Linked DNA regions of Mus musculus: region 1 is linked to region 2. Evidence: chromatin contacts called from ENCODE Hi-C data. All regions are on one chromosome and are shown on one strand. Each heading gives the region's core, a stretch centred on a gene start or an enhancer-like site at or near the end of the contact. The rest is flanking DNA. Distances are from core to core; before and after follow the strand shown.

Region 1 (7,061 bases), core at 1,916-4,415, 4.5 Mb before region 2:
AATATTCCCCAACTCAAACCTGAAAAACCTGGTGTTAGTCTTGGGTGGTTTCCAGTGACCCTCTGCCTCCTTCTTCCTGCCCCCTGTGTCGATTTGGAACTGGGCAGCCATTTTTGTTTTTGGAAGGGAAAGGAGACAGATATAATGAATGGCTTTTATTGTGCAATATTTCAAACTCTCTTGAATGCATTCGAATGGGATGGAAACCGTTCTGCCCTGTGTCATAGCCAAAACAAACACAACAGATTCCCTAAACCTGGACGAGTGTTTCTCTCAAACTGGCAACAGAGTTCAGCTCCCAGGACAAGAATTTGGTTTGACAATTTTTAGCCCTTGTTCAACTAAATATTAGGAGAGGTCACAGCCAAAGCAAATACCATGGAGGAAACTTAATGCACATATTTACAGCTTACAGGTAACTCTTTTTTTTTTTCTTAAAATGTTAGAGATTTGTCTTAAAAAATTGCATTTGTAGTGGTACTTTTAACTAGACAACTTTTGCTAATATTTTTAAGAATGAACTGCCTGATAATACTAACTCCCAATGTAAATAATTCCAGAGAGGTCCCAAAAGAGTGATAAATGCTTGAATTTAAGTATTTAAACATTTAGAGACCACTAAGAATCTGAGAATTCTAAGGCCATCAAACCTAGCAAATATGCACTAGAGGTCCCTTGACGTAGCTTTCTATGCCCGCCTCCCCCCCACCGAAGAATCCCCTCTAAGAAGCATCAATGGCTCCTTTATGAGGCAACCTCCAGCCCTGTGTACTGACTCCAGTCACCCCCACTTGCCATTAAGTACCCCTTTGCCTCCGCAGGGAAAAGGTATTGTACATAGTCGATAATTCATTTTGTAATATGCCATTATGCTTCATGACCCTGACAAAGTACGTTTATTATTAATCACAGTAATAACTTGGGATTTATGGTTACTTAGCATCCACAGGTTCTCAGTTTGTGTCTTAACCAAGACGTAGTGGAAACAAATTTGTATGCCAGGCAGTCTGTCGGGCAAGGACTTCAAGCCACCTTTCAGATGCTCCCTTGGAACTGAAAACTCGGATTCCAAGTATTTTGCATAGTACTATCAACGTTTGTGTGAATGGGGAAGAAGGCAACCTCTGATCATCAGCTGCTAACTACAGATGAGTCTCTGCCTGCATCTTGCAGCCTAGCAATGCACTTCCATGCAAAGCAGCAGCTCCCTGAGAACTGCCAGTCCAGCTGCATTCCTGCAGAGGAGCCCAACTGGTATCTTTCAGAGAGACAAAATCTGTAACTTTGGTGTTTAGGTTTTCTGTGCTCAGACAAATGTGATTGCAAGATTCAAAAGGGTGGTGAAAGAACCCCCCAAAATGCCCAGAGTGAAACATTTATATTCCAACTTTAAAACGTCCCTTTAAAAAGTTCTTAGTATCCTTGAGTGACATGGGGCTAATTGGTTTGTTTATCCAAACTCTTGTTATTTAATCTTCTGAGAGCTGTAGGGTTCCTTTTTAATCTAAGTAAACTATTTGGGGATTTTAAAACAATTGACCTCTAGTCAAATTAGAACCATTTAAATCAATCCCACTGTCATCTTTCCCCTCATAAATAACCCTTTAAAATCTTTTCATGTTGTTTTGCAGCCCACACTATACTAAAACATAACAGGACATCATCTAAGAAACTGTCCTGTGTTACCCAAAGTATACAATGAGATGGGACAACTGAGGCAGTAACAGGCCAGAAAGCTTGGGAACCATTGGAGCTGGCTGGCTTCACTACCTTCAGCTACTGCCTGCACCTAGCATGTAGGAGGATCATAAGGAAGTTGGGATCTTAGAACACTGTGGACATTTAATTATTGGCCTTTGAGTCTATAGCTACAGCTGAGTGCCCTGAGTGTCTCAAAAACGATCCAAAAGTATATCTGTTGTCATTAACTAGATGGTGAATGATTTGACACTCTAATGGAATGTTTTGGAGGGTGGGCTCTCAACAGGATCCAGAAGGAGCCCTGCTTATATTAGAGCCAAGTAGGAGTGAGTAGCTGTCTCAGCGTTTCAAGCTCCCGTGTGGCCCCAATGCAGCGGCCCTTCGGTAAGTGTCCTGGTGGATAATGTTCTCCTCTATTCCTCCAAGAAAAAAAAAACTATCCTAGGCATCTACGGGCACTCGGACAGGAGGGTGGTGTCCCTGTCACATGCCCCTGCCTGACCCTTTCCTACTCTGCTTTTCACCAGCGACAAACTGGGGCCCCAGGGCCAAAAGCTGTAACAATATTAAGATGTTTTCTTCAACCTTGTCCCCAGAAAGATACTCTGTTTCCAAAAGATTGTTCTCCCCTGGGCATTACATCATGAATTGATTCAGTTCTTGGAGGAAGAAATTGGACAAAATATAATAGATTACCTCTTGGGGAACATTCTGAGAGGTGGTTAGCTATTCCCACGAGGAAGCTAAGAAACTCCTTATATATTACTATGCAGTCCATTTAACCTTTTCCCTTCATGCCGCTGTGCAGGGAGCTCCCTCATCCCTACCCCTGCATCAGTAAAGAGTCTTGTTTGAGTGGGTAAAGGTTGTTTTTTCCCCCTTTTATAGAATACAAGTATTTTCTGTATTTGCTGTTACTCTTGCTCAGGTGCCAGAGAATATCAGCAGACCCTAGGACAGGTCAGCCTGCAGCAGCTACTAAAATGCCCTTCTCCTATATAAACTTGGTCTCCAAGTGTGCACTAAAGGAGCAAAGGGAACAAACAAAGAAGGTAGGGGTGGATGCTTAATATATTTAATTTCCTTCTTGGGGAGCCCTGGAGTATTGTGCCCAACAGAAAAGAATGAACATTCACGCATCTGAAAGTATCAAGTCCCATGACCTTGGTAGCAAGGGTGACTTGTAGGCAGTCTCCATGATTGAGGAAGAGGATTGAGTTTGCTCATTCTTGGGAACTGGATCTCAGTGTGATGTCAGTTAATGATGAAACAGTGCAGTAAAAAAATGTGGGAGATCTCTTTTTCTTCCAAGTTCCCAAGGCTGCAGAGATGGTGGCCTGAAACGAAGACTGTATTGAAGAGCTGAGGAACCTGAGGGCCTCTCAGACCAGAAAGCCTTTCATCACCAAGTACCCAGCTGGCGACTGGAAGCTCAACAGTGTCCAGAGCCCACTTAGCAGATTGTTGGGCTATGAAGGACCTGGCCAGCTCCGTTGGAAGTGTCTGTGAAAGCCGGGTGGGGCGTTGCTTTCCTGAGCATGTCAGCAAATCTCAATTGTCTGTCTCATAAATCTCTAGTCAGATTAGCACAGCCTCCCCAGAGCTCTGCTCCATATCCCTTTATCCCAATACAATCCTTCCGTGGCTCCAGCTAGTCCCTGACTCAGCCTAGAGGGCCCAGCTCCATTTCTGAGCTGTGCACCTGAATGATGGGTGAATATCAATGGGAGGGGACTCCTAGTATTTTTGCAACTGGATATATAATCACTTCAAAATAAAAATGGTTTCAAGAGAGGAAAGTGCTTAAAACAGCGGTCACAGTTTGTAAGTCTCAGTGATGTCACCAGCAACATGGGAATGTTAATGATACTTTGTGGTTGCTGAGCTGGGCATGCAGCTCTGTGATAGAGTGTCTTTCCTAGCATCTAGGAGGTCCTGGGTATGGACCTAGCACTGCAAAAGAGTATATAAAAATAATAAAAACCACACAGATGCCTGTCTTGTCTTTGTCAGCCCACACTGTGTTACAGGTGGCCACTTCCTTTGGACAGAGAGTTAGTAGAAGGCTGTTCTGCTGCTCTTTGTCTACAGTGCTGTCAGGGTAGCTGGCGTTTCCCCCATGTGCCTTCATTGTTTGTGGTTGTGTCATTGTCCCCATGTTACAGGTCAGGCAGCTGAGACCTTTAGAGGCCATGGGACCTGCTCACGGATCACAGAGTTCATCTGGATAAAGGCTGGATTAGGAGTGCACCTGCCTCTCCAGCCTGTTTTCCTTCGATGCAAAAGGTGACACCTGAGGAAGGTTAGGTGTGGGAATGGTGGGAGAGAGGAAACATGTGAGTAGATGGGCACTTTGCGGTATGCCGGACTTGCCGGTGTGAACAAGAGTGTCCATTGAAGAGTTTCCATCGCCAGGACTCCTAGGATTTGATTTGCCTCTGCTTCATTGAAGGAGGAGAGAGGATTGTCTGCATCTCAGCCCCATCCTACCATGACCCAAGGCAGTTGCTAATCTCATTAGTATGTACTGCCGACCACTGCACAGCTGCTCCTCGCTTAAGAGTTTCTTCATCAAATTCCCTGGAGGTTATATGTGTATTCTGGTATTGAGTACCAGCTCTGGCTAAACTATTATTCCCTCCTCTTTTTGAAACATGGTCTTACTATGTAGTCTAGGCTGGCCTTGAACTCATAATCCATCTTCAGCCTCCAGGGTGCTGACATCCAGTAATGTGCCCTTGTGCTCCGTTCCTTTCTTCAGTCTATTGAGAACTCTTAGCCTCGAGATTCTTCCCCAGCCAAGGAAATGGTAACACCTGAATCTCTTTGCTATCCTAAGTGTGTCCACCTGCAGTTTGGCAGGAGACGTCGTCGTGTGTGTGTGTTAGTCAAGGACAGAAAAGCTAGGAGGTACTTGCCAGAGATTGGCAGAAGAACAGAGTTGCCGTCAGGAGCCCTCCCTGTCCTCAGAGTCATTAAGCTGAGCAGTCACCCCTACATCCTGTCGGGCAGGATCCCCAAGCCCAGGAAGCGATCTGTGAGCTATGGGCCACTGTTGCCATTTCTGTTGGGAGGTCCAGGTGTAACTGGTGCTGGCATAGTTCTGTCCTGAGGGCTTAGGGCAGCAAGAGCCAAAAGAAATGTTTGCTAAGTAATAATTGCCAAGAAGTGAGTGCAACAGGATTTGAGTTGGCATATCTGCCTTGAGTTGAGAGGCATATTAAAGGGAAGGGGGTCTCTCCAGCTCCTTGCTCTGGGTGCTAGCTTGCTACCAGGAAACTCTGAGAGAGCTAGAGACTTCTAGAAGAAATTAGCCTCTCAAATTTGAGAGAAAGCCACTCCTTTCTCTGACAGCTTCTTGAAAGACACTTAGAGATTTATCTTCTTAAAAATTTAGGGGGATGAGAGATGTTTCAGCTGGTGACGCACCTAGCGCAAAAGTATAAGAACCTGAATTTAGATCATGTAAACTGGGCACTGGTACATGTCCCTAACCCAACCCCAGTGCTAAGGGACAGACAGAAAGATCCCAACCCCCGTGGCCATCCAATTTAGCCAAATTGGCCAGATCAAGGTTCAGTAAGAGAGCATATCAAATAATAATAATACATGATGATGGTGATGATGGTGATGTGGAGATAATAGAGGCACCTAATGCTGACTTCTGGCCTTCACACAAACACATACACCATACTCTTCCACAAGCAAATGTGTACAGTATTCTCCTGTGCAGCATAGGGGAATGCCAGTTAAAAAGTTTTAGGATGTATTATTTCGTTCTTGCAATTTGGAAGACTGTAAACAACCCAGCAATTGTATATAACTGGAATGGTGGAGATGAGAAAAGAACCAGGTCCTGCTCTTCCAGTTGTGTCGTTTAAATATGAGCAGACAGCCAGTGAGCCGGGGTCACTCGCCCTAGGTTGCACAGCTTCTAAGGGCACAGGCAACCAAAGTCTCCTGATCGGAGGGCACTGTTTTCCCCTCTCTGTGCTGCATATGTGTGATCTCTGATATTTTAGGTCTGATCATTGATACGCCCAGCCACCAGTTTACTGCTGGACAGATTGGAAGAGAACATTAAAAGGCTGTGCTAGGAGCTGTGTCAGTTACCCCTGTCCCCATAGTGTAGAATCAACAGGTTCAACACCCCTGGAACAGTCATGGGGGCAGGAGGAGGGGCAAAGGTAAGATCCACCACTGTGTTATTTCTACAGTGTTCTCCCCTTAGCACAGCCGTAGGGTTTTTCTCTTAATAGTGTGAGTTTAAATGATGTGATAAAGCATGTGAAGTTCCTAGTTCAGTGCTTGGCGTGCGGCAGAGATTTGGGTTTTTTTTTTTTTTTTCAGTTTGATATAACTTCAGACTGAAAAAGAAAAAAAAAAAAGCTAAAAGACAAGCACAAATAAAGAGAAGTTTGAGCTGGAGAGATGGCTCAGTGGTTAAGAGCACTGACTGCTCTTCCAAAGGTCCTGAGTTCAAATCCCAGCAATCATATGGTGGCTCACAACCATCTGTAATGAGATCTGACGCCCTCTTCTGGTGTGTCTGAAAGCTACGATGTACTTACATATAATAATAAATAAATCTTTAAAAAAAAGAGAGAGAAGTTCACCCGCAGACATTATCATTTTACTGATGGCTTTGTAGAGGAGTGATGGCTGATAGATAAATATAATGGTAGACAAAGAAAAATAGACACTTGATTGAGAGAAGTCTGTCTTGACAGGAGGCAGTGGAGCACGCTTTTAATCCCAGCACTCAGGAGGCAGAGGCAGATAGATTTCTGAGCTCAAGGCCAGCTTCGTCTACAGAGCAGGTTCCAGGACAGCTGGGGCTACACAGGGAGACCTTGTCTCAACAAAACAAAACAAAACAAAACAAAACAAAACAAAACACAACAGGAAAAAAAAGTCTCTGTCTTTACTGATGTAAACCTTTGATAATAGGGGACTTAGTGCATCCATCCCGATAAATTCTTGTCTCCTGAAGTCTCATCCAGCTCTAGAGGTGACTATTTGATTAGAGCAGCGAAAGAATTTGTAGCATTCCAATAGTGTGACTGGGACTCAGACACAGCCCAGCCAGCTTTAACTGAACACGGAGTAGCGTCACACCCAATGCTAGATGCTTTGGGGAAAACAGTCTCACATGTTTCTCTCTACAGCGGCCGAGGCAGGTTTAGTAATCCCTCCATTTCAAAGATCGGAGCAATTAAACTTGAAGACTTTGTATACTGCCAGAAGGACCTTAGTGAAGTGGTAGAAATGGGATTTGAACCCAGATCCTTGGAATCTGGTCCTGGTATTCTTTCCAAAACAACGTGGATACTGGTAATGCTTTTTGCTGCCTAATTAAT
Region 2 (6,913 bases), core at 2,852-5,351:
CCCCCTCTCCCCTTCCCTCTTTTCTTTCCTTCCTGTCTTAATTAGGATTTCCATTGCTATGATGAGACACCATGATCAAGGCAACTCTTATAAAGGACAACATTTCATAGGGGCTGACTTACACATTCAGAGGATCAGTCTGTTAACATCATGGCAGGAAGCATGGTAGTGTCCAGGCCCACACAGTGCTAGAGGAGAAGCAAAGGGTTCTACATCTTGATCTGAAGGCCACAAGGAGGAGACTGGCATCCTTAGGCAGCTAGGAAGAAGCTCCCTAAGCCCACCCCCACAGCGGCACACTTCCTCCAACAAGGCCACACCTCCTAATGGCGCCCCTCACTGGGCCAAGCGTATACAAACCACCACATGTCCTCTTCACTGGGATGATGTTTTATCTCTCCCTCCCTTCTTCCCTCCTTTCCATCTAGAACATCCTTGCCCATATATGCTGTTTCAGAACCTGAGTCACGTTTTAGAGTCCCTATAGGCCTGAGGCTTGTCCCACATGGACACTGGCATTAAAGCGTCCCTGCACAGAAGTAGAGGTTAAGGAGGCCTTCACAGGGTATATGCCCAAGGCCTAGCTGTGTAACTACTTATGATCCACACTCTCTGAGTTTCTAAAATAGGTGCTTTAATCCCATTTGAGCACCATAGGAGCAGTGGCCCTCCTGGCCAGCCAGCCTCCTGTCACAGGCTTCTGCTGCCGCCTGAGAAAGCCCAGAGGGCTAAAGCTTGCTCAGCTGTTGCCAGAAAAACCCTGGGGTTTGTTTGTTTCCTATTCCCCAGATCCAGGCGCCAGCCACAGGGATAGACTGAGTGTGGCCTGTCAGGAAATCCAATGTACTAAACTTTGACTGTGTGTGAGACTGGAGTTCAGCATGGGATGTTTGGGTGGGGCTGTGGAATTCCCACTCCTGAAGCCCCCCCAAGCCCAGGGAAAAGTCCCTTGCATTCAGTTCAGGCTGTGTCTACCCTGTTCCCCTCCCACACAAAGATTCTCCTTTTTGGATTCTCTTCTCCTTCTGGCTCTTTTCCTGATAGCTAGCTACCTTGGGCATGGACATGATCACTGCATGGTGTGTCACCCCTCTTTGAATACATGGCACAGTGATGTAGGACAACAGAAGTGGAGAGAGGGTACTGAAGGCCAGATTCATGGCAGTCTGCCATATTTAATAGAATTATTTGCTTTGAGCTGTGTGTTCTCAGCTGGGTCAATGCACCTTTGGAAAGAGATTTTGCTCCAATTTTTCTCCCAAGCCTGTGTGTTCAGCACTTGCCCGGGGGGTGGGGGTGGGGGGCAGTCAGTATATAGCAGACAGAAGGTGAAGGTTTGAGCTGCAGACGTCCAGAAGAGATCACATCAAGTAGACACCCGAGCATGGAGCTAATGTCCCTCCAGCATGGGCTTTGTCTCTGACTCTGTTCTCCACCAACAGATGAAAGATGGAAGGACTCACCCACAGCAGGTTAGGGCCTGTGTGACCCTCAAAGTGCAAATTGGCAATGCGGCATCAGCTACTTGGGATTGTTTCTCAAAGGTCAAGAGACAAACCCTACTCTTCACGGTGCCCAGAAGGGTGCTGCTGGCATGACCTGGTTTTCTTCTCTTCCTCTCTCCTTTTCTCCTCCTCCTGTCCTTCTTCCGGTCCACATTTGCTTCCTGTGATTTGCCGAGCCTTATGGGTGAGTTCCACAGGATGAATAGACAGGTAGGGGTAGGTTGAGTCCCTACCTTTAATTGTATTAGCTTCAAGAAGTCAGGGCCCCATTTTCCTTCCAGGCATGTGGGTGGCTGTAACTTGCCATAGTTTCTAGGAATATCCATCCTGTGGCAATGTATTCCCATTTGAAAGAAACATGTTTAAAGTAGGGCATAGGGTGTTAAGGAGGAGTTAGGTGCCTGTCTCTGAGATTAGGAAAGAATTTCCCATTTCCTACAAACAGCAACTTTGAGAATTCCTACATATATACTGTTAACTTTTGCTTCCAATGTTCATAGCCTGCAGCTTCAAAGGAGTTAGGATATCTATGACTCTAAGTCTGGCCTCATCTATGCCTAGAGAAAGCATCAGATTTCTAAGTCTTCTCTTTCGTGTGTGTCCTCAACTTCTCCCTAGTTCCTCTGTCCCTTGCCTTCCCTGCCCCCTGCCCCTCTGCCCCAACCTCAGGATAATCCATCATCGGTATCCCACTGGGTGTTTACAGAGCACTCCACAGCCATTGTTGGACATTTTCTCTCTTGTTTGCAAAATGCTTTGCAGCTATTATTACAAGACTATCCTCTCAGAGTCTATCTCATCTCAGAGGGAGATGCTGACCCACTCTCTAGGGTCAATTCCCACTGCCCCGCCCCCCAGTGGGAGGACCAAACCTGTACTGGGGAGGGGTGGGAGTGTTAGGCAGGCTGTCACAGGCTGGAGCCACGGCTGAGCCCTCAACTTGCCCTCTGGGAAGGTACACCCTGCACTTTATGGGGTAAAGAGTAAGAAGTACTGACTTGTGGATCGTAGCTGGGGCACCCATTCTCCCCCAGAGTAAGTACTAAGTAGCAGAGATGGGCTGCATTCTTCCAGTTCCTCAGCTCAGAGGGAAGGGGGATTTATTTCTGTGTCCTACATAAGAGCATAAAAAGCTCCCCCAACCCAGGTGGTGCTTGCTTGGGAATCATATTTCTTCTCTTTCAAAATGAGAATTTTAAAAAGAAGTTATGATGTCATAGAGCAGCGCTTTCCTGAAAAGAGAAGCCCCCACAATTAGTCCCAGCAAAGCTGCTTTCTGGCCGCCTCTGTTGCCACCATGCTGCAGGGCACCTTGCATGTTCTGTTTCTCATTTTGCAAGTCAGAGTCAGCATCTTGCACCTCCATTACATCGCCTTTGTATTAATCACTTGAGGTTTCCCTATAGGGGCTGGAGAGACATCACAGTGAGTAAGAGCACTTTGTTGCTCTTGCAGAGTAACAGGGTTCGGTTCCCAGAATCCACACGGTAGCTCCCAACCATCAGTAACTCTAGTTCCAGGGGGTTTGATGCCTTTTCATCTTTGCAGGTACTAGGCACACACATGGTACATATACATTCATGTAGGCAAAGTGCTTATACACACAAAACAAGTCTTTTTTAAAAAATAAAATACCCATGTAACATTTCACCGAAGTGGTTGGGTAGTAAGATTTTGTGGTGGACTCCATACACAGGCATGCCTGGCTAGACGTCTTGAGGAAACATGGTCTTTGCTTCCTGCCCTGCCCCCTCCTTTGGCTGCTGAGTGGCACTAACAGGTCTATCTGGGTGGGACTTCCACAATTCCTATCCTAGGCCAACGGTATCTGCCACGAAGTCCACAGCCAGTTGACAGTTCTGAAAATGGAATGAGTCATCTTGTCGCTCACTATTGATTCTCAGGGCCAGTCTGTTAACCCCGACCACTAGCATTCTGAGACCTAGGCACCCTCTTAGCTCCTGTGGCATCTGTCAGCTTGTTTAAATCACAGATGTTTGCTAAATGTGTCTGGGTGATGAATGCATATTCATCAATGTCCAATGACTTCACCTGGGTAGGAAAACCACTGTTAGAAGGCACTGCCTGGTCTTTGAGGTGCACTCGCAGGGGGTTCCTCAAGTCAGCCTTTGTGTTGAGTTCTCAGAGCAGGGATGGATGAGTAGGCACCAGAGAGGACACATCTATGGACTCCGCTAATTTCCTTTGATATGCATGTACAGGAATGGGCAAAGTGTGAGGGAGCGCGGGAAAGCGGGATCTCCCTTCTCACAAACAGCAGTGGATCACAAGGGGTTTTTACCCTAGAGTTGAAATGAACCAGAGGGGGAAAGAAACTGGCATGAGCATCTTTAAAGGGAGAGTATGGAGTTGAACCTATTAGAGAAACATTGTGGTCTTGGTTACATTTAGAGACTGTAGTGCCATCTAGTGTTCATGGCGAACAAAAGCCTACTGCTAACTCCCTCTCAGCCCTGCTGGCTTCTGGCTCTGGGAACTCCTGACCTTTCTACTGTTCTCAGGAGAGGGCTTGAGAGGAAAGAGCCAGGCTGACAGGCTGCAGATGACAAGCTGCTGGTGCTGGTGCTGGTGGTGGCCCAGTAGAGAGCAGGCCATGGGCAAGAGTCACCTCTAGAGGCAGGTGACCTTGATGAAAGGCCTTCAGTGTGACACAGGTGTAAAAATAGCCTCTGTGCTGACTTAACTCCCTGGCTTGAGCAAACGGCCCCTCACACCTGTATATTGTTTGCTTGGCATAGACACACTGCTACCTGTTTGCAGGTGTAAATGACTGTTTATGTACCCAGAGTTATGAGGAGGGTGCCCTATCCGTTTCCAGCCAACGTTCTCTTAGTACGGATTACTGAACAGCAGAGCTGGCAAACCCCAGACCTGGGGCTAAAGGAGGGAAGGACCTTTAAGGGGTCCACTTTTAAGGGGTACCACTGGCTTTCCCGGAGAACTCAGCATTGCCTTTGGTATCAGGAAAGGGGTAATATGGAGACCAAGGTGGCTATGCTTAGGGACAAAAAAAAAAAAAAAAAAGTAGATGGCATGAGTCAGAGAGAATTCTGGAAGCTTTTAACTAGGCTTAATATAGGTCAAAGGGAATGAGAAAACCAACCCTACCTCTCTCACTTGGACAATGAGAAGGGACATGTGGGCTCCGCCAGTTGTAGAATTCTGCAGACATGGAAGATAAAGGGGAAGGTTTAGTGAATGGAAGGATGGCAGAGGGTGACAGCCTTCTTCTGGTGGAGGGCTGACACTTACATTTGATTGACTCTAAGGCACTAAGGATTTTGGTCTGTGTCTTTATTATATGCTCCATATACCAAGAAAAGGGCAAACAATAATATCAGATCATGCATATGGTTACAATGGGATCCTAGTTTCATTTCTGTTGCTGTGATAAAATACCCTGACAAAAAGAAACAGAAGAGAGAAAGGGGTTTACTTTACATTACAATTCCAAGTTACAGTCCCATCACTGTAGGGAGTTCCAGGAGCAGGAGCTTGAGGTAACAGTTCCCATCACATCCACCGTCAAGAGCAGAGAGAAAAGAATGTGTGCATCCATGCTTGCTTGCTTGCTTGCATTCCTTTTCTCTACTCTTGCACAGTTCAGGACTCCTTGCATAGGGAATGGTGCTGCCTACACTGGGCTGGGTCTTTCCACATCAATTAGCTTAAGACAATCTTCCATATGCATGCTCACAGCCAATCCCATGTAGACTCATTGAGACTCTCATTGAGACTCTCTTCTGAGGTAATTCAGTTCGCAATAGTTCTGTGTCAAGTTGACAGTTAAAGCTAACTGTCACATGTGGGAAAACTAAGAACGACTCATTTAAGAATGTAAACAAAACTCTAGTCTCCCTGACCTAGACAATCTCCTTCTAGAATAGAATTCAGAGTAATAAGCAGAAACTCATAGATTTACATACAAAGAGACCCATATTTACAAAACAAATGCCAGAAACTAGGCAGGGATTAAGCAGCTATTGAAGAGCAGAAGCGAAAGGTGAGGAAACATTTCAATGATGGACAATTACAGTGTGATGGGAGGAGTTTATAATACACTTCCAATGTGGTAACACATTAGGGCAGTAAGCAAACATAGCAAAGCAAGATAGGCTTGACCATATCAGCTTGACCTCAACTAGGCAAAAACATGTGTCAACACTGGAAGTCTTACAAAGGACAGAATAAAACGACACACCCACAACTCTGCTAGTGACCTGTACTTTCTTTATATGTTTCAGTATTAATTCTCCTACAGTGTAAATACCTCTACATTCCATCACACACACTCCAAAGGAACAATAATCAGCATGAGTTACTTTTGCAATTACTAGGACCACGAGAGCTAGGGAAAAAAATTGCTTAACAGATAACAGAGTTATTCTAGCTTATGATTTCATAGGGATTTGGTTCCCTGTGGCAAAGGAATCATGGAGGAGTGGGTAGGGCTGTCAGTATACTGTGGAGGTTTTAGAGTACCACAGACCAGAAAGCAGGGAGAGCACATGAGGAGCAAGGGTCCCAGTGTAACCTTGAGCTTCTGCCAGCCGGGCTCCACCTCCTAGCTGGGTTCCACAGCCTCCCAAAATAGAGCCACCAGCTGGGGACCAGGTGTCCAAAACAGAAGGCTGTGAGGACAGTTCATGATCAAATCATCACATGGCCATACTTTTGAAAAGGAAAATGAAGAAAAGAGTCTGAGTAGGTTAGGTGGATACTATAAAGATGTCTAGAGGCAAGACATGAACTCAAAAGGGTCCCCTAGAACCTGAGCAGCTGATGACTCTTATCTTAAACAGCCCTGGATGGCAGAGAGTGGAACCCACTGGCCATTCGGGCCTAAGTGAGGAAGAATCAGTCTCCCGGGAGACATCCTGCCCTGCTTTCTAGGTGAAAGGTCTCTGAGCAAAACAAACCATTTGTGTCTTTTCTCCTGTGTCCTCCCCCAGTAGATATGTTTGATGACTTCTCAGAAGGCAGAGAGTGTGTCAATTGTGGGGCCATGTCCACCCCACTCTGGAGGCGAGATGGGACGGGACACTACCTGTGCAATGCCTGTGGCCTCTATCACAAGATGAACGGCATCAACCGGCCCCTCATTAAGCCTCAGCGCCGCCTGGTAAGTGAGCATCTCTATAGCTTAGGTCCGCCAGCCTGGAGAGCAGTCAGGTTCTCCCCTCCTCCCTGAACTTGGCTTTGAGGCTTGAAGGATATAAGCTGAGGGGTTAGGTATGTGGGAGGAAGGAAGGAGCCTCTCACACTCTTAGAGTGAACTTGCACTCGCTCCAAAGATGCTGGCCCAGCTAATCTATCACAATGCAATAGAGGAAAGTGAAGCTCAAAAAGGTGACTGGCAACAGACACTGGCCATGAGAAGCCAGACC

The links. A loop is a pair of places that touch in the nucleus more often than their neighbours do.
Region 1: a loop to region 2 is called in a map of T-helper 1 cell, with 10 times the contacts of the local background. The contact joins two enhancer-like sites. A Hi-C loop is called at or near these places in 2 of 37 maps with a recorded cell type or tissue (T-helper 1 cell and T-helper 17 cell).

The regions. Positions count from the first base shown.
Region 1 is chr14:67,664,041-67,671,101 of GRCm38, reverse strand. No RefSeq gene overlaps it. Among named protein-coding and RNA genes, the nearest start is that of Cdca2, 48 kb to the left of the region's middle. Within about 2 kb of position 3,165, at least 1 of the 3 ENCODE cell types and tissues checked has a DNase peak (open chromatin) inside an H3K27ac peak, as active enhancers do.
Region 2 is chr14:63,204,324-63,211,236 of GRCm38, reverse strand. It overlaps Gata4 (GATA binding protein 4), which reads left to right. Exons shown (of 7, transcript NM_008092.4): 3 at 6,482-6,648. Among named protein-coding and RNA genes, the nearest start is that of Neil2, 14 kb to the right of the region's middle. Within about 2 kb of position 4,101, at least 1 of the 3 ENCODE cell types and tissues checked has a DNase peak (open chromatin) inside an H3K27ac peak, as active enhancers do.